2 separate regions of the Homo sapiens genome follow, and region 2 is linked to region 1. Evidence: chromatin contacts called from ENCODE Hi-C or POLR2A ChIA-PET data. All regions are on one chromosome and are shown on one strand. The core of a region is the stretch at or near the end of the contact, and the rest is flanking DNA. Distances in the headings are between cores, read along the strand shown. Region 1 has its middle 52 kb from the start of LINC02541. Region 2 overlaps LOC105377956 (a long non-coding RNA gene).

Region 1 (6,846 bases), core at 842-3,341:
AGCGCTGGGATTACTGGCGTGAGCCACCATGCCCGGCCTCCAGTCTCCCTTTTTACATTTTTCTGCCTGCTTATATTCTAGCTGTGGTGGCAACTGATTAGATTGTGCCACTCAGATTAAGGATGAGTCTGACTTTCCCAGCCCACTGACTCAGATGTTAGTCTCCTTTGGCAACACCCTCACAGACACACCCAGGATCAATACTTTGTATCCTTCAATCCAATCAAGTTGACACTCAGTATTAACCATCACACCTGGGGAGCCTTTTGAAAACACTTGTGCCTGCACCCTACCCTAAACCAAAGAAATCAGAATCTATCTGTGCAGAGTCATGGGAAATCTTCCCCAGGTGATGTCACTGTCCATCCAGAATAGAATCACTGCAGCTAGACATCTATTCTCATTCAGTGCATGAAGCAAGTACCTGGCCCTACAGCTCCTCTACCAGCAGACATTGTGGCAGGTGTCCACTTTCTAGATGAAACTTTCCTTATAAAAGACCTACTGTAGGCCAGTAGGTGGCTCACACCTGTAATCCCAGCAGTTTGGGAGGCTGGGGCGGGTGGATCACTTGAGATCAGGAGTTCAAGACCAGCCCAGACAACATGGTTAAACCCCGCCTCTGCTAAAAATACAAAAAATTAGCCGGGGGTGGTGGTGGGTGCCTGTAATCCCAGCTACTTCAGAGGCTAAGGCAGGAAAATCACTTGAACCTGGGAGCCGGAGGTTACAGTGCGCTGAGGTCACACCGTTGCACTCCAGCCTGGGCAACAAGAGTGAAACTCTGTCTCAAAAAAATAAAAAATGAAAGACCTACTGTGTATGTACCATCCATAAATCCAAGCAAGAGAGGATGCTGCTCTGCATCTTATAAGGGAGCAAGCAACCTGGCCTTCTTTCAACAGCACTTCTCTTCATGAAAAGGAGAGTCCACGGGGCCAAAGCGATACCCCCACCCCACCCCAAACACATCCTTAATCATGCTTTGAGTTCCCAGGACCCTAAAATTCCCTTCCCAATCAACTAAAACCAACTTCTTAGGACCTGACTAGGCACACCTTTAGGCCAAGGGATGTCCCAGAGGTGGCTGTTGATGAGGGTGTTAATGCAGCTTGGACACGTGTGGTGGAGTTTGAGAGGTCCCATGCATTGTAGGATGGGGGTAGGGTCTGAAAAGATGGGGGTAGACCCAGGACCTAGGGCAGTGGGCCAGGCAGTGAGAGGCCCGATTTCCCTGGCCATCCAATTCCAGGATGAAACTCCAAGGAGTCAGGGAACTCTAAATTCAAATCCAGCCTCTAGATAGTTAATGAAAATACATTTGTCATGAAGGGAGGGTAGAACATATTTTATGTTTTACTTAAGAATGTTCAAGCTTGCATCATAACTTTTAAGTATTTAGGCATATGGCTTGTGGGCCTCCGTTTGTACTCTTGCCCTGGGCCCTGCAAATGTTAGGGGCGAGCCGAAAGGACACATCTTTGCCTCACATCCCTCCGGGATGTTTGCTTATTTGAAATTAGCAGCCATGGAAGCTTTCCAAGGCTCTTTGAATGCAATGAGAATGTGGTCCATCAAAAATGCTGTCTGATTTTATTGCACATGAGAAGTTGTTAACTCTGGCAGCCCAGCCAGATTCTTGTATGTTCTCATTGTCCCTTAGGCCTCCCCAGCCAAATCCTAATGGGGTAATGAGTCTGTGCCTATGAGATTTGAGGGAGGGGCTGAGGGAAGTGTAATCAAGCAAATCACAAAGTGTTGAGCTTAGAGAACGGAAGGCCTCCGTTCCTTTGACTTCATTTTCAATTCACTTAATTTCAGGGTTGGATCCCCCCCACCCCGCCCCTTTGGCAGTGAAAAAGAAAAGGAATGTTCTCTGTTTTTCCTCTTATAAAACCTGGAGCATAATAACTGCCCTGGACTGTTAGGAACACGGTGAGGAGGATCTCAGAGAACAGGGACTGCTTATAGCCTACATATGAAATTGTATAAGCAATTGTCGTTTTTCCCCCATTCATTAATCTGGCAGGATTTACTAAGGGTTTTAGAAGGGAAACATGGCTGTTTTAAGAGAAACTACAATAAGGAAATGGTGGGGGTTGGGCAGAGAAGGCCAAGGACAGACTTGAATTCACACTTTATAAATCTGGCACGGTATATGTGAACTGCTTCATGAACTGGCTGATATCAGGCAAATAAGAAAGTTAAAGCAAACCAAGAGCTATGCTCAAGCAGTCAGTTCTCCCAGCAAATTAACCAGGCACTTTCAGGAGTATGAAACTCCAGAATCCAGGCAAATGGCACAGAGGTCTCTGAATGGGTCTCAGCAGCTGCCAAGGCAGCTCACACATCTTGCACACCAAAGGAGTCACTTACCCTCTTGAGGAAATGAAAAGTCCCTAAGACCAAGCCTCTCTGGAACATGTCATAGGCCCTGGGAGAGCCCAGGGATAACCTTTAGGGTTAAGTGTCCCCATGATGCTGCTGGTATTTCAGTGAGAACAGGCAGGCCGGAAGGAGGCTGGTGTGGGAAGCAGCCCTCACACAGATGTTAGCATAAAAGAGCTGTTTACTTGGTGATTAGTATCATGAAATGAAAAGCTCAGGTTTCAACTGCTTAGGGAAGAATGATTATTTTTCTCACTGTGCAGCCTTTGCCGTTGGCACAGAGAATGTATTCATCAACGTCCCAGGTGTCACTCTTGGGCAGGTGGGATTCCAGACTCAGGTTGGGCCATCACCCCTGGCCCCATCTGGAGAGACATGGGGACTTGCTCAAACTTTTGTATTTATGTAATGAGTAAGAGGCTGAATCCCAGAGGAGTTACCCCTCAGCCAGGCTAACCTCAGAGTTCTGCATTTACCATGGGTACATCACCACAAAACAGTGACCAACACTACCTCGTTCCTAACTTCCCCAGAAGGGCAAGGGTGAAATGGACCAACTTACAGATTCATGGGGTTTAGAGAAAGAATTAATCAGCACCCTCTTTTTATCACCAACAGGCCTACCCATGGCCAATACATCCAAATTGTGCACACTGTGGAAAGATCACTCTCTTAGTGCCTCAAAGCTTAGAATCAGTTTTATTAAATTATTCTAACATTTCCCCCAAAGAAGTATGAGCCAAGAGGCAGTTTATTTTCTGGAAAAAAAACATGCACTTTGAACATAAAGGGCTCTTGGTTTGAATACCAGTTCTTCCACTTACTAGTTATGAGATCTTGGGTGAGTTATTTAAGAATTCTGCATCTCAGTTTCCCAATATATAAAATAGAGATAATAATAGCTACATCACAGAACGATTATGCAGATTAAATTAGATAACTCCTGATAGGCACTCAATACAAGGAAGCTTTTATGAACAGGAAATGTGCTTTTCAGAGAAGCCTTTACCTCCCTCCCCATTGTAAGGTCTTCGAGTTCAATAGCAGCATCTGGGGTGGATTCTCCTCCAGAGCTACAGTGCTGCCTCCTCCTTTCCAAATGAATAAATCTGGTTGCTCCCATTGCATATATCAGTGTCTAAATAAAACTTTCGGTGAAAATGATTTCAAAAAACAATCTGAGGGGCTAGATGTGGTAGTTCATGCCTATAATTCCAGCACTTTGGGAGTCCCAGGTGGGTGGATCACCTGAGGTCGGGAGACTAGCCTGGTCAACATGGTGAAACCTCGTCTCTACTAAAAATACAAAAATTAGCAAGACGTGGTGGTAGGCACCCGTAATCCCAGCTGCTCAGGAGGCAGAAGTTGCAGTGAGCTGAGACTGTGCCACTGCACTCCAGCCTGGGTGACAGCGAGACTCTGTCTCAAAAAAAAAAGTCTGAGGGATTGCTTCTTGCCATCTCCTTCCTACCATCCCACTCTACCTTCCACGTTGCATCAGGAAAATAGCATCTGGGGAAAGAATGGGAGACTCAGCTTTTCTGGGAAGTAGTGATGGGCAAAGGCAGTTGAAGGCTGTGACCTTGAAAGGACATCAGAAGCTACCCAATAGAAACCCCTCTGAAGCTGAACGCTAGATGATAACAGAATGGCTTTTTTTAAGACTTGTTTCCTTACTAGCTTCAAGGCTGCCCTAAAGGCAGACCAGAAAGGGGCAATTCTTACACCCAAGGCCCAGGTGTGAACCCAGCATCCTTACTTGTAATTGCATGTATGGTAATTGTCTGTCCAGCGTATCCCAACCAGAGATGCATACCATCTTGCCTCAATCCCGTTTCCAAATTCTTTTCTGCATATAGAATACTATATCTCTACTGCCATGTAATACTTGTTATTATCATTAGGCCCAATTATCACTGATACCACACAACAGTATTTTTTAAAAGTCTTGATGTTATAATGATGGATGTTATGTTTTGGCACCGCTCTTCTGCCTGATCTCATACAGAACTTCTCACATACCACAGATAAGATGCATGAATAAATAAATTGCTTTTAATGCTGGATGACACATGGACTGAGTGTGTAATGGCAGGTCCATGAACAGGAAGGTGGGGAAAAACATGTGTGGAGAGACTTAGACAGATAGAGTGCTTAGAACCAAAAATAGGTAGTTTAGAATTACACAAGCATCCCTGATCTCTTCACGACAATAGGGAATTTTTACCTGTTCTTTGTCTCACGTAGCTTATAGATCTACCAGAAATTCCTGGAGGTGAACTAGAGCAAGACATCCTTCACTTTTCCTTCCCGGAACTGAGTTCACACTTTGCCAACATGAAATTTTGGTTTGCTGTTGGAAAGAATCTATGTTAATGGTCCCAATCTTAACAAAACATGCTGTCAGAGGAGTTTGGGAATAGAAGGGAAGAAAAGGGTGGGCCCGGCTGTGTGGCTCTTCAGCCTGAGCCCTGTGGAAAAGATTACCATCTGGAGACTGTGACCTCTTAGCAAGTGCAAACATCATTTAACTCTTTAAAAGCAACTAGAGCATCCATCATCATTCTTTAAAACAAACAGAAACCAAAAACCAACAAACAAATATGAATCCCTTACTTTTGCAGGCACTGTGCTTTGCAAAGGGAATAAGATAAGCCTCTCAAGCAATGATTCACAGGAAAGAGAAGAGAATGTTACAGTCTCCATGGGAATGATAAAGGAGGTAGGGGAGGAGTCTGAGACCACAAGTCCCACACTTCTTCAAAATGCCCCTGGCCACTCTGCCTGAGTCTTAGCTGGCCTGTGAAGCCCTTACATGGCTCCTGGGCAAGTGCTATGCAGCATTATTGTTTACAACATGTTTATATGACCACATTAAGAGTAGAGTCATTATAGAAGGAGCAGGATTAAAAATAAATAAATAAATAAATAAATACAAAAGAGTAGGACCAGCCAGCTGGGCAACTAATTGTCACTAATCTATAAAGGTCACCAAAATGTTACAGGAATCAATGTGCACTGATCTCATTCCTAGTGCCCTTGAGAAAAAAAAAGAAAATACTCTTCACTAGGGCAAACTCACTTCTATTGAGTATTTTTTGGGGAAATAGTGGTGGCCATCAACTGAAAATTATGATCACAGATAGCTGAATTCTGACAAATTCTAGAACAAATAACTGAAGATCTACTGAAGTTGTTCATGGGTCAAATAATGGCAGAATCACTGTCCTGGAGACAGTCAAAAGGATATATCCCCTGGGAAGTGCCTACTGATGAAAAACAATAGACACAGGGGTTGAATATATTCCAGCTTTCCTAGTGGTCTTAATTAGTAAGTCAGTATGATTACATGGTCAATCAAATTGATTGTTGATTAGCTTAAGTGGCTGGAGGAAAAAAGCACATTGATTCTTTTCTCTAGGTGGTATTTTATGTCAAATAAACATTGTATTTTTCTAAGGATCTCTAGGAAATGAGATTTATTCTTGCTCTTTAATAAACTTTTCCAATGACTAAATGCCTTAAAATCCAAACATTATTTTGCACATTTTACCTAAATTTTCTTGGTGAAATGTAGACTTATTTTCCCTTTGTTTGAGATCACTTCTGAAATAGGGAGTCCTCACAGCTTCATTTATGACCCTGAATAAACTACCTGTTGATATGGTTTGGATTTGTGTCTCCACTCAAATCTCATGTGGAATTGTAATCCCCAATGTTGGAGAAGAGGCCTGATGGGAGGTGATTGTCTCATGGGTTTGAACTTCCCCTTGCCGTTCTTGTGATAGTGAGTGAGTTCTCACGAGATCTGGTTGTTGTGTGTAGCACCTTCCCCTTTGCACTCTTCCTCTTTCTCCTGCCATGTAAGATATTCCTGCTTCCTCTTTGCCTTCCATTATGATTGTAAGTTTCCTGAAGCCTCCCCAGCTATGCTTCCTGTACAGCCTGTGAAACTCTGAGTCAATTAAACCTCTCTTCTTTATAAATTACCCAGTCTCAGGTAGTTCTTTATAGCAATGTATTGATATAATAAATAATAAATACTCTTTATTAATAAAGAGTATTACAGACTAATATACCCATCTTGTTTGCAATAAAATTCAAACTCTTTAATGTTGCCTAAAAGATTCATCTATGACTTGCCTACTCACTCACTCTTCACCTCTCTGATCTCATGACCTCCTACTCTGCCACTGCTTACTCTTTCAGGCACACTGACCTCATAGCTATAAAAATACCAGACACATGCTTGCCCCAAGGCCTTTGCACTTGCCATTCTTTCTCTCTAGAGACCTTGTTCCTAGATATCTGCCCAGCATGTTCCCTCACATCAGATTTCTACTAAATATCCCCCAACCAAAGAGGTCTTTCATGATAGTTCTATATAAAAACTACTCCATAATTCTACATTTAACTGCTTCATTTTTCCTTATTAATATTTTTAACCCAAAATATTTA
Region 2 (6,771 bases), core at 1,851-4,350, 480 kb before region 1:
ACTGCCCAAAGCAATTTACAGATTCAATGCTATTCCTACCAAACTACCAATGACATTCTTCACAGAATTAGGAAAACCTATTTTAAAATTCATATGGAACCAAAAAAGAGCTCAAATAGGCAAGGCAATTCTAAGCAAAATAACAAAGCTGGAGGGCATCATGTTATATGATGTCAGACTATACTACAAGGCTGCAACAAACAAAACAGTATGGTAGTGGTACAAAATAGACAGATATATCAATAGAAAAGAATAGAGAGCCCATAAATTAAGCCATACACTTACAACCATCTGATATTTGACAAAGTAAACAAGAACAAGCAATGGGAGAAGGACTCCCTATTCAATAAATAGTCCCGGGGTACTATATGTATTGGCCACATACAGAAGATTAGAGCTGGACCCCTTCCTTATACCATATACAAATGTCATATCTAGATGGATGAAAGACTTGAATGGAAAACCTAAAACTATAAAAACACAGGAAGATAATTTAGGAAATATCATTCTCGACATTGGCCCTGACAAAGATTTCATGACGATGATGCCAAAAGTAATTGCAACAAAAACAAAAACTGACAAATGAGACCTACTTAAATTCAAGAGCTTCTGCACAGCAAAAGAAACTATCAGCAGAGTAAACAGACAAGCCACAGAATGGGAGAAAATATTTTCAAACTATCCTGCCAACAAAAAAATAATATCCAGAGTCTGTAAAGGACTTAAACAAATTTATAAGGAACCCCAATAAAAAGTGGGCAAAGAACATGACAGATACTTTTGAAAAGAAGACACACACATGGCCAACAAGCAAATAAAGAAAAGCTCAACATCATTGATCAGTAGAGAAATGCAAATCAAAACTGCAATGAGATACTATCTCACACCAGTCAGAATGGCTATTATCAAAAATTCAAAAAATAAGAGATTCTGGCAAGGTTATGGAGAAAAGACAATGCTTACACACTGCTGATGTGAATGTTAATTTGTTCAGCTAGTGTAAAACCAGTGTGATGATTTCTCAAAGAACTTAAACCAAGTACCGTTTGACCTAGCAATACTTTTATTGGGTATAGACTCAAAGGAATATAAATTGTACTACCACAGAAACACATGTATGCATATGCTCATCACAGCACTATTCACAATAGCAAAGTCATGGAATTAACCTACATGCTCATCAACAGTGAACTGGATAAAGAAAATGTGGTACATATCCACCATGAAATACTACACAACCATAAAAAAGAATGAAATCATGTATTTTGCGGCAGCATGAATGAAGCTGGAGGCCATTATCTTAAGTGAACTAACACAGAAACAGAAAACCAAATTCCAAATGTTCTCACTTGTAGGTGGGAGCTGAACATTGAGTATACATGGACACAAAGAAAGGAACAACAGACACTGGGCCCTACTTGAGGGTGGAGGATGAGAGGATGGAGAGGATTGAAAAATTACCTATCAGGTACTAGGCTTATTACCCGGGGAATGAAACCTTCTGTACACCAAACACCTGGACAAACAATTTACCTATATAACCAACCTGCATCTGTACCTTTGAACTTACAATAAAAGTTAAACAAAAAAAAAAAAATAAGTAAATAAACACACATTGTACACCTTTCAAAAAAATTTACTCTAACTAAATCATAGACCTAAATGTACAATTCAAAACTATAAAATTCTAGGAGAAAATCTAGGAGAAAATCTAGGTTACTTTTTGTTTGGTAATGAGTTTTTAGATACAGCACCAAAAGCACTAAAGCAAAAATAGATAAGTAGTACTTCAACAAAATTAAACACAATGACATTTGGCAAAATTTCCTGCCGTATAAGAAATAGCTACTTAAACTTTTTGTTTAACTCACTCCCATGGCTTTAAGGTTGCTTGGTGTTTATTTAATAAAAAATTAATAACAACATATATCCATATAATATTTTTATGGACATATTACTTTAACAAACTTCTTGTCACTGATATGTCCGGGATTCTGTTCTTTGGCCGGGACAGGGCAAGACTTATTACCTTCAGGTAGAGAGGAGACACAGAGGCTCAAAATGGTTAAAAGACTAGTTAAGGATATAGAGTTTGTTGATGGCAGAGGTGAATCTGTTACTGAGGGCTTCTAATTCCTACCCCAGTGGTCCAAAGAAAACACTGACCCAGAGTATCAACACTGCACTTGACTTACTAAAAGTGACAAACTGTACTAATGGAAGAAGCCACATCACCAAAAATCCAATCGTACTATTATTTCATAGGCAGACACCTATTGTGTAGGTAGCCCCCTACACATTTTGGAGGAGAAGCCAAAAGACACAGTAAGTTCCACAGTAGAAAACATGACCTTCCATCTATTGCTTAAATTATAACATCAAAGATAAATTCTGGTCCTTCTACCTTCTAGCTATGAGATCTTGGGCAAGTTATTTAACTTTTCTAGGCTAGTATTTATCGATATAATAGGCATAATGCAAATAGCAACCACAAAGTAGTATTGTGAGAATTAAATGCATTAATGCAAGTAAAAGACTCAAAATAGTGCCCTCACATATTAAGCATTTAATTATTGTTAACTATGACTTAATTGCCCATAAAAATAATTCAGGAAATTCTTTTTAAGGAGTGTAATGAGAGATCACTCAAGTCCAATAAACATTATTTATGTGTAATATTCACTACAGCTACACATTCTCAACTCTTTGAAGATCAGCTATTTTTCCTGTTGAGCAATTCATTAGTCATGGTTCTGGTCTTGAGAAAGCGCATGTGGAGCTGAAACCTTACCTTTCCTTCCCTAAGAGAACCAATGTCACCCACTCTGCAGTCACGATTGGATAACTGAAAATCTTGTAAAGAGAAAAAAATGTTGCTTGAAGGCCTCAAATCCTAGACATGTTTCTGATTCAATTTGGTCAATTATTTTTTTCTCTTTGTGATACAAGTATATAAATACTGATTCTGTAGCCTAATAAATGAACTGAGTGTGAACTCCTTGATGAAGACTCTTTCATGATAGTGATTAATGGGCTGCAAATATTTTGAAATAAAAACCTGAAACCACAAACTAGTCATATAGTTGGCTAAATATTTTGTTTGGGTGCTCACATCTAACCTACAGATAACCTTGTGTTAACCCTGTATTCCAAACCAAGAAGGAAAGGCTGGGGTTTTCAAGAGGGCGATTTGTGGTTTGGGTTTGGTCTGTCTGAAAAGAGCTGTGGCTCACAGTCTTAACGAGGTTCGTCTTCCAAGTCTCTGACCAACTGAGCAGAGGTTCTCACAGAAGCAAGTTGTGACAGCTGGAATTTGGCATCCACAGCTTCTTAGAAAAGGCTGCTGATCCCAGACTGATAGTTTTAAAACCTTAAAACAAGACTGTTACCATTCTTGAAATTTGTTTCAGCAGGCGCCAGGGAGGAATGTTACTGCCCCTCATTGCTAGACGGGAGTCTCGTCCCAGCATAACTGAAGATCTTCTGGGCTCTGGGCTCCTGCCTCATTCAGAGATTATGTTTCCCTGTCTGTGGCAGGATGCTGGCAAAACCACATGCTTTGTTTAAACATATGGAACGAGTGGTAAGATCAGCAAAGGCCCTTAAAGCCAATGTCAAAAGGCCATCACCATATGAGAGAACTGAGCAAAATGCACTGAGGACAAGCAATTTGTCTGAATCTTGCAGAAGTAGCTTTTAAATCCTTTATAAAAAATTAAGATTTATTTTTGAATTTTGATACATCTTGTCCAGCTTGTAATTTGTTCACTCTCATGCAAAAGAAAGCATACATATGCTATTAACTCTTGACTATGTAGAATATAAAACTCACTTTGTAGGTGATTCATGGTCTTTCATTTCCCTCTTTAATTTTTCATTTTTTCTAATGCTTTAGGACTAAATTATTTCTTCTATCAAAAAAATAAAAGTCAGCAAGGAATAAGAAACTAAATGTTTCCTTCTTTGTAGCATCTTTGAGAAAAACAACTCTCAACCCTGGAGCACGACTTTGTGATTGGTGACAGTTAAAGACCATAAAATATTTATGTGAGGATATGTAATTTTTTCTAATATTTCAGCTTCTTGTTCTGTCACTTACTAGTGTGTGATCATGGGCAAGACTCCAAACCTCTAGAAGCCTAAATTCCCTACAGTAAACAATAATAATAAAGTTACGTGTTGGTTGTGTGGATTTAATGACTAAATATGAAAATATTATTTGAAAACAATAAAATAAGTGTTACATTATATTGTTATAATCTTTGCTCATGGTAATTCAATGAAATCTTTATATTTTCTGATATTTATAAAATAGAATTTAAAATTATAATATTGATAGATTTATTAAGTTAAATAAAAGTTTTATTTTTAAGTCACACAAAATTGAGAAGGAAAAAGAAAATAGCAAACCGTGAAGAGTTAGACCAGGCCAGTTGGAGTCAGAACTTTAATAATTACCTCCTAGAAGCTGGAGGGGTCAGCCAAGAGGTACTTCTGGTACTGTGGGACTCCAGCATGCCCCAATGGCTCAGGAAGGAATCCTGGGCTTGAAATTTCAATTGCTTTAGTCATCATCCCTTTCAGTGTCAGTGAAAGCCAACTGTAAGGACAAATTCACAGAAAGAGTTAACAGGATGAGGGCAAATAAAGACCCAGGATTGAACTCTGGGGGTAGGGAAGGAACAGTATTTAAGGAATGCTTGGAAAAATATGACTATCCAAACCTGAGAAGCAATACCTAGCAAATTAGGAGGAAAACCTAGACTGAATGGTTTTTCTGAGACCTAATGGGCAAAATTCCAGCAAGGAAAATGTAGTCATTTGTTGTGCTGTCAATGCCACTGAGAAGTCAAATAAGATGAAAACTGGAAAAGGTACCGTAAAGAGGCCAGTAATGAGATTGTATGAGCAGCTTAAATGAAATGAGGGAAGGGTCTAGATTTCAGTGAGTTGAGGTTGGACTAACAATGAAGTAAAGAAAGACAGCAAATGTGGAACACTCCTCATCTTTTTGTTTTAAGGCAGGAGACACTTGATATTGAAAAAATATCTTTAGATAAATGAGAAAGAAAGTGCAATCCCAGGAGAAAAAGAAGGATCACTGATGGAGTAAGTTCTCTTAGGAGCTGAGAGGGTGAAATACTGTGCATTGGCAGGAAGATTAGATATGAGGTGGAGAGAGAAAGAATGGAGGGAGATCAGGATAGTACAGACAGGGAAGTTTACAGGTTTAGAAGCAGGAAAGAAATTGAGCATCTCTATTTTATATATGAAATACTCAACCTTAGTATGCTGCTATATATATTATATTTAGTATATTTCAACAGAGCTCAATGCAATGAAAATAAAATGGGAAAACTTAATTTGAGCTATTCATCTTTATAGTTAAATAGTGACCAAAAGAGGTGCAGAAACAAAACACTATAAATAACTGTTTGCTCATACATTTCAATTAATATATTGAGAGCTTAAGAAGTGTCAGAAAGTTTGTTTTTACTGAGGGTACAAAAGAAAAAGTGAGATTTAGTTCCAACATGAAGGATAATAACTAACCGTACAAGGCTATGGCTTGACTGTAAGAATTCTTAACATCAGAATGGACTCCTTGCAAGAAAATCAAGTATTTTACAGCTAGCTGGAAAGCACCATGGTTACTGTTTTGTCTGGGACTATTTAATAACTAAGCATGGACCTGTTGCCTGGGTGGGGATTGACAATGTGTCTTGTTCAGGCAATGAATCTCTAGAACACTTCTGAGGCATTTAAGACTATGAAATTGAATCTTGTGTGGCATAAAATCAGTCCCACAAATTTAAAAGCAGGACAGAATGTAGATATCCCCCAATATTTTTACAATGTGCAGAATCTTACAAAACAATACATGTAATATTGTTTCTATACTACTCATAGATGATTAGTATTATAACAAAGAAAGCTGTTAATACTTAAGTTTAGTATATTTGGGTTGAGATACCTTTATTGAGAAATGAATTTGCCTTTTGGGAAGTTATTCTAAATATCCAGGAGCATGTGTGTGTGTGTGTGTGTGTGTGTGTGTGTGTGTGTGTATTCCATTATAAAAACTTTAAATAAGCTCAGTGAACATTGAAATTTACCATGCAAGTATATAATATTAATTTTCAGTAGCTTACACTTTGATATATATTTACTAGATAGAATTAACTAAATCGTTCTCCTAATAGCAAAACTTTAACTTGTGAATTAGTGTAAGATCATTTTAGTTCCACTCTGATTTTTACATTGATTAACAAGACATGGAAATTGTAAATTAAATTCTTAGAAAAATTTAGGAATTGTCCCATAAAATTATCTGTGTGTGTGTGTTTGTGTATTCTTAGAATTGTAAAAAGCCTGTAAGAAACGAGATGTTTTGAATTAGTCTGAAATTAGTATTCAATAGCAGGTATGTGCTTTTGTAAGAATGTGTTAGGTCCCAATGTCTTAATTTTGATATTCAATTGAATGTTTGCTGTTTTAGACTTGTGTCTTTTGTTTCCTATTTTTCTTCCTGTTAAGAGTTACAGATTTTCTGGGAGGTTTCAGCCCAGTATAAAAGAGAAGCTCTGTCTACATGTAATAAATGCACACAAATACACACATGTATAGATACTTGAGCAACTACCATGCTATTCAATTTTTGGGTAGAACTTCTCTTGAGATTGAACTTCTGTGAGATGGATTTGACATTGCAGAACAGATTAGGTAGCCACAGAAGTGAGCTATCCTTTTCATTATTCTTTTCAATGGAGG

The links. Hi-C counts contacts between places; a loop is a spot of excess contacts on that map. ChIA-PET counts read pairs that join two places held with the same protein, here RNA polymerase II (POLR2A).
Region 2: a map of mammary epithelial cell shows a loop between it and region 1 (3-fold over the local background). The contact joins two enhancer-like sites. A Hi-C loop is called at or near these places in 1 of 168 maps with a recorded cell type or tissue (mammary epithelial cell). POLR2A ChIA-PET finds 5 or more read pairs at or near these places in 1 of 52 experiments (PC-9).

The regions. Positions count from the first base shown.
Region 1 is chr6:113,594,545-113,601,390 of GRCh38, forward strand. No RefSeq gene overlaps it. Among named protein-coding and RNA genes, the nearest start is that of LINC02541, 52 kb to the right of the region's middle. RefSeq lists an enhancer at 2,359-2,538. Within about 2 kb of position 2,092, at least 11 of the 41 ENCODE cell types and tissues checked have a DNase peak (open chromatin) inside an H3K27ac peak, as active enhancers do; they include PC-9, where a contact is called at or near this core.
Region 2 is chr6:113,117,656-113,124,426 of GRCh38, forward strand. LOC105377956 (a long non-coding RNA gene) reads right to left here. Exons shown (of 4, transcript XR_942894.1): 4 at 4,467-4,600. Among named protein-coding and RNA genes, the nearest start is that of LINC02518, 310 kb to the right of the region's middle. Within about 2 kb of position 3,101, at least 7 of the 41 ENCODE cell types and tissues checked have a DNase peak (open chromatin) inside an H3K27ac peak, as active enhancers do; they include PC-9, where a contact is called at or near this core.